2 separate regions of the Homo sapiens genome follow, and region 2 is linked to region 1. The links are chromatin loops, found by intact Hi-C in ENCODE. Cell type or tissue: ascending aorta. All regions are shown on one strand. Region 1 overlaps CELF1 (CUGBP Elav-like family member 1). Region 2 holds the start of PTPMT1 (protein tyrosine phosphatase mitochondrial 1).

Region 1 (2,500 bases):
TCCTGAGCACATTTTGCTGATACAGTCTGTGGGGCTTGAGGAGACCGCATGTATTGTTCTTTCTTTTGTTTTTCTTCTGAGTTCTCAACTGCGGAGAGCACCTGAACCCCCTTTCCTTTTTGACCGCAGGCTGCACTTTGGGCCCCAGCCAGCCCTTTTTCTTTTTCTTTTTCTTTTGTGGTTCTTCCCTGGAGCGACTCTGGGGAGTCCTGGATATCCCGCCTGCCCCTTCCCCTCAGCCCCATGCTTGTTCCAACAGTCTCCACAGCAAAATGTGATGCTTTGATTTTTTTGTTGTTGTTTTTGTTTTTGTATTGTTTTTGTGTTTTTGTTTTGAATTTTTTCCTTTCCTACTAAGATTATGCCCAGAAAAAAGTTTTGCATGTTTCCTGCTGTTTCTTCACACCTTCGTATATATCACCTTCACCTCTCTGTTTTCTATAGTTTGTGCAAAAACTGATCGATTTAAAAGGGTTTCAAAGAAGCTGTTTTAAATTGTTGTAGGGTTGATTATTTTTTTCAAGATTGTATTGTTTAATTTTGAAGTGGCAACTTTCTCCTCTATTGCCCTTAGAGCGTTTGCCTGTGCACTTAGACTGTCACTTCGTGTGGCCTCCAGGTCTTACCGGGGCTTCCGGGAGGCTGGCTGCTTTGCTCAGAGAGGGTGGGAAGGGGGCCTGGAGAGACACGAGAAGCAGAGGTAGAGCCTAGAAGGTGGCAGCAGGTGGGTAAGAGGCTTATTTAGCACATTAGGGGCAGTGAGCACCTGGAGGAAGGAGGGCGCTCCCAATCACCCGTAGGAGGCCATCTGCACACCAAGCGGCAATTCACCTGCTGGCGCTTTTCCTAGGTGACAAGCACAATACTACAGTCTTCACACTGTTTACAGCCCTGGGCACCAGCCACCCGGCACTGGCTCTTCATCACAGCTCTGCTCTTGCTTAGCTAGTGGGGTGGGGGAAAGGGCAGGGATTTGTTTTTTTAATTGGGTGGAGAGCCAAACAGCTACTGTCCCTGGGTGCCAAGCAAGCCAGTTTTTTGGTTCCCTGAGGGAAACTGACCCTCCTCTCTTGTGGCACCATCCAGCCTCAGGGTCTTGGAGACTTGAGTAAGAATGTGAGTGGAGGGGGAGAGGTGAGGAGAGGAGCACAGGGTGGATCTGTGGAGGGAAGAGGTTACAGGGGGAGGAGCTGATGATAGATCCCACCCAGACTTAAGCTGCTGGTGGGTGGGTGAGCTGGGAAGTAGGACTGTCCAGGGAAGGGTGGAGAGATGTAGCTAGGGGCTGGGGAGGGGGAGGTGGAAGCGCTATTGAGCATCCTCCACACCAAGGTTGATGAAGGAAGGGATCCCAGCAGGGTTTCTGCTCTGGGGCTGGCAGGTTGCCTGGTATTATGCCCAAGGCCGCTCTGCCTGGGGGAAAGGGCAGCCAGGCAGAGGCCCAGTGTCTGGTAGGCTGCTGAATTTCCTGGAAGGGGTGATTGGATGGAAAGAGGCCAGAAACCCCAGCCTGAGAGACTGCTGTGCACCCCACAGTCTGACTGCACAGAGCCGCCTCTGTTGGCAGGAGGCACTGAGGCTCCCCTTCCTGTGTATTGAGAAGCAGTGTTTGCCAATATATTTTGCTTTCAATTCCAAGAGGAGCTCTGGGAAAACCTGTGGATAAAACCAAATGCCAAATGTTGGACGTTGTTTCCTTTTCCTTTTCTCTCTCTGATTGTTTTAATTGTTCTGTGGTGGTTTTAATGGATTTGAGACCCTGGAGCGGCAGCTGCCTTTCTGATTTCCAGCTGCTTTTTGTGAATAATTTAAAAAGAAAAAAAAAAAGAAACTTTACATTTTGGAGACAAACCTGTGTGAGTTTTTTATTGGTACAAACGTTGTATTTAACACTAGGGGTTTTGTACAGTTTTTTGCCTTTTCTACTAGAAAACAATGTAAAGTGATTTCACAATGTGAAGAGAAAAAAAAATTGCCACTATGACCAAACGCACAGTCTGTTCTGCAGCAACAACGGGATTCAATCAACTCAGTCGTGATTCAGCCGTAGAAATGCTTTTCCTTTATCTTGTTTGAGCTTTTCCTTTCTTTCCTGTTTTGATTTGCAAAAGAAAATGTCTTTTTTGTGTGAACTTGTGTTGTACTCTGTAGAAAATTATGGATTTTACTTTAATGGTTTAAAAAAAGGCAAGGAGAGCCCTCGTCGCTTTTCTTACCTAATCACAGAGTTTGTGTAGTGAATTTAAAAAGAAAAAAAAATTGTTATAAGTTTGGAGCAAGGGAGTATGTGTTTCAAAGGAATCTCCTTCCTTTTTTTGTGTGTTTTTCCTTTTGTCCCAATGGGGAACCTAAATCTGTTTTAATTGCACAGACACATGGACAAAAAGTCATTTTGTATCTGCCAAGTGTGGTACCTTCCTTTGTTTATTTGCTATTAAACTGTTTGAGAAGAACTGATGTCTTCAGAGTTACTGATTGTTGGGGAGGGTGATGTGTCCTT
Region 2 (2,500 bases), 98 kb before region 1:
AAAGTATAGAAAGAATGAATGAAATCAGGAAGGCATGGGAAAGTTGCCTTTCAATTTTAGTTTCTGATTTTGGTTACCGAAATAAGAATACATTACATTTGTTCACAAAGGAGAAATCAGGCTTTGTCAACTTCCACTTTTTTTTTTTTTTTTTTTGAGACATTGTTTCACTCCTGTCGCCCAAGGCTGGGCTGGAATGCAATGGCGAGATGTCGGCTCACTGCAACCTCCACCTCCCGGGCTAAAGTGATTCTCCTGCCTTAGCCTCCCAAGTAGCTGGGAGTACAGGCGCACGCCACCACTCCCGGCTACTTTTTGTATTTTTGTAGGGACGGGGGCCTCGCCATGTTGCCCAGGCTGGTCAGGAACTCCTGGGCTCAAGTGATCTGCCCGCCTCCTCCTCCCGCCTCCCAAAGTGCTGGGATTACAGGCGTGAGTCCCCGCGCCCGGCCCAACTTGAACTTTTAAATAAACGCCTTTCACAGCTTCTAGCCTACCTCCAGGTGCCATTTAGAGGCACAGACCGGAGGCAAAGCAGCTTGAGACACCTGGCTCCGGTGCATGGTGACCTCCCCCACACTTCTCTAGCCGTCCCAGGCTCAGGGCGGTGGGCGAGGGGGAGCGGGCCCCCGAGCCTGCCCCTCGGCCCGGTCCCTCACCTGTGAAGAGTTGCACAGGAACCTCGTCTCGTACTCCTCGTTCATGGTGATCACCCCGCGCACGTTCTCGTCCTGTACCAGCTGCCGAGGCAAAGAGGTGGCTCAGCAAAGACGGTGGAGACCCCAGCGGCCCGACAGGGACGGAGCGGCGGGGACGGGGCAGGGGCCCGGGCTCCCCGGCCCGGCTCACCTGGCGCGTCAAGCTCCGCAACGGCAGCGCGCCCAGCAGCACGGTGGGGTCGATGCGGTGGTACCAGTCCCGGTGCGCCCGACCCGGCACCTTCCCGCGGAACAGGGTGTAGAGCAGCGTCGGGTAGAAGAGCACCCGCGCCAGGCCGGCCTCCAGCAGCGCGGTGGCCGCCATCCCGGCCCGGCGCAGCGGCGACCCGTCGGCCCCCGCGCTCGCGGTCCGGACCCGCGAGAAGAGCAGGCGGGTGCCGGGGCGGGGCTGCCAGCTGCACTAGGCCTCTCGCGGGCTCGCACCGGGTGACGGCGGGGACTGGCCTGGACTCTGGGGGACTGGCGGGACTCTGGAGGAGGGCCCGGCGGCCTCGGAGGAGGGACCGAGGTTTCCTGGGCGGGAAACTGGGACCCCGGCGAAGGGAGAGCGCGTCGCAGGCCAGACACGTGTGAGCCCTGTAGCGTGGGAAACTGAGGCCCCCGCCTGTGGCCGGTGACCTCCCTCCTCCGAGGGAGGGGGGTTGTGACCCCAGGTGAGAGGGGCAGGAAGGACCCCTGCGTGTGGAACTGTGACTCCGGCCGAGGGAGGAGGGGACACTCCCCCCAACCCTCGACCAGAGGAAGGGGGCAGTGACCCAGGTGCGGGTGTGACCCCGCCAAAGGGAAGACAAGACAAGGAGAGGCTGTGTGGCGGGGTAGCCCTGAAGAGGACAGTGGAAGGGCTTAGAGCTTTCAAACAGAGGAGCTACCTGGGTGAGGGCCTGATCCCAGGGTGAACAGGGGTCCTGGGTTGAGGTCGCCTTCCTCCTCCCCTCCCCTGTCCTAGGGCAGGGCTCCCTCCTTCATCTGACCAAACAGCAGTGTTTACATAGCAGGAAAAAATAGGAAAATATACATTATATTAATATATCCTTAAGAAAAATATTATGAAGAGCTCAAATATAAAACCTGCAACCTACAAAAAGGTAAGAAGAATGGTTGTAATGCCAGCTATTTACTTTTTGTTTGTTTGTTTTGAGACGGAGTCTCACTCTGTTGCCCAGGCTAGAGGGCAGTCGCAAGATCTCAGCTCACTGCAACCTCCGCCTCCCGGGTTCAAACGATTCTCCTGCCTCAGCCTCCTGAGTAGCTGGGATTACAGGTGCATGCCACCACACCCAGCTAACTTTTGTTTTTAGTAGAGACGAGGTTTCACCTTGTCAGCCAGGCTGGTCTCGAACCTAAGGTGATCCGCCCACCTCAGCCTCCCAAAGTGCTGGCATTACAGGCATGAGCCACTGCACCCGGCCCAAGCATCTGGTGGAGTTTTTGTTTTTTGTTTTTTGTTTTTGAGACAGAGTTTCACTATTGTCACCCAAGCTGCAGTGCAATGGCGTGATCTCAGCACACTGCAACCTCTGCCTCCCAGGTTCAAGCAATTCTCCTGCCTCAGCCTCCCGAGTAGCTGGGATTACAGGTACATGTCACCACGCCCAGCTAAGTTTTGTATTTTTAGTGAGATGGCTTCAACATGTTGACCAGGCTGGTCTCAAACTCCTGACCTCAGGTGATCCATCCCCCTGGCCTCCCAAAGTGCCAGGATTACAGGCATGAGCCACCGCGCCCGGCTTTCTTTTTTTTTTTTTTTTTTTTTTTGTATTTTTAGTAGAGATGGGGTTTCA

Evidence for each region. Hi-C counts contacts between places; a loop is a spot of excess contacts. Peaks named below come from ENCODE experiments on the same cell type or tissue, not always from the same donor. Only the 100,000 strongest peaks of a DNase experiment are listed, where the experiment ranks them.
Region 2: it touches region 1 in a loop (2.3-fold over the local background); 24 of 110 quality-filtered maps call a loop at or near these places.

Annotation. Positions count from the first base shown.
Region 1 is chr11:47,465,890-47,468,389 of GRCh38, reverse strand. CELF1 (CUGBP Elav-like family member 1) reads left to right here. Exons shown (of 15, transcript NM_001376376.1): 15 at 1-2,453. Among named protein-coding and RNA genes, the nearest start is that of RAPSN, 18 kb to the right of the region's middle. In ascending aorta, no CTCF peak of the experiment used is centred here; a DNase peak (open chromatin) is centred at 1,384; H3K27ac peaks cover 1,815 bases.
Region 2 is chr11:47,564,146-47,566,645 of GRCh38, reverse strand. It overlaps PTPMT1 (protein tyrosine phosphatase mitochondrial 1), which reads right to left and starts at 1,047. Exons shown (of 4, transcript NM_175732.3): 1 at 850-1,047; 2 at 660-740. The coding sequence starts at 1,023. It also overlaps a transcript of CELF1 not described here. RefSeq lists silencers at 536-615, 746-1,225 and enhancers at 535-1,035, 1,036-1,536. In ascending aorta, no CTCF peak of the experiment used is centred here; a DNase peak (open chromatin) is centred at 1,135; H3K4me3 peaks cover 2,047 bases; H3K27ac peaks cover 1,660 bases.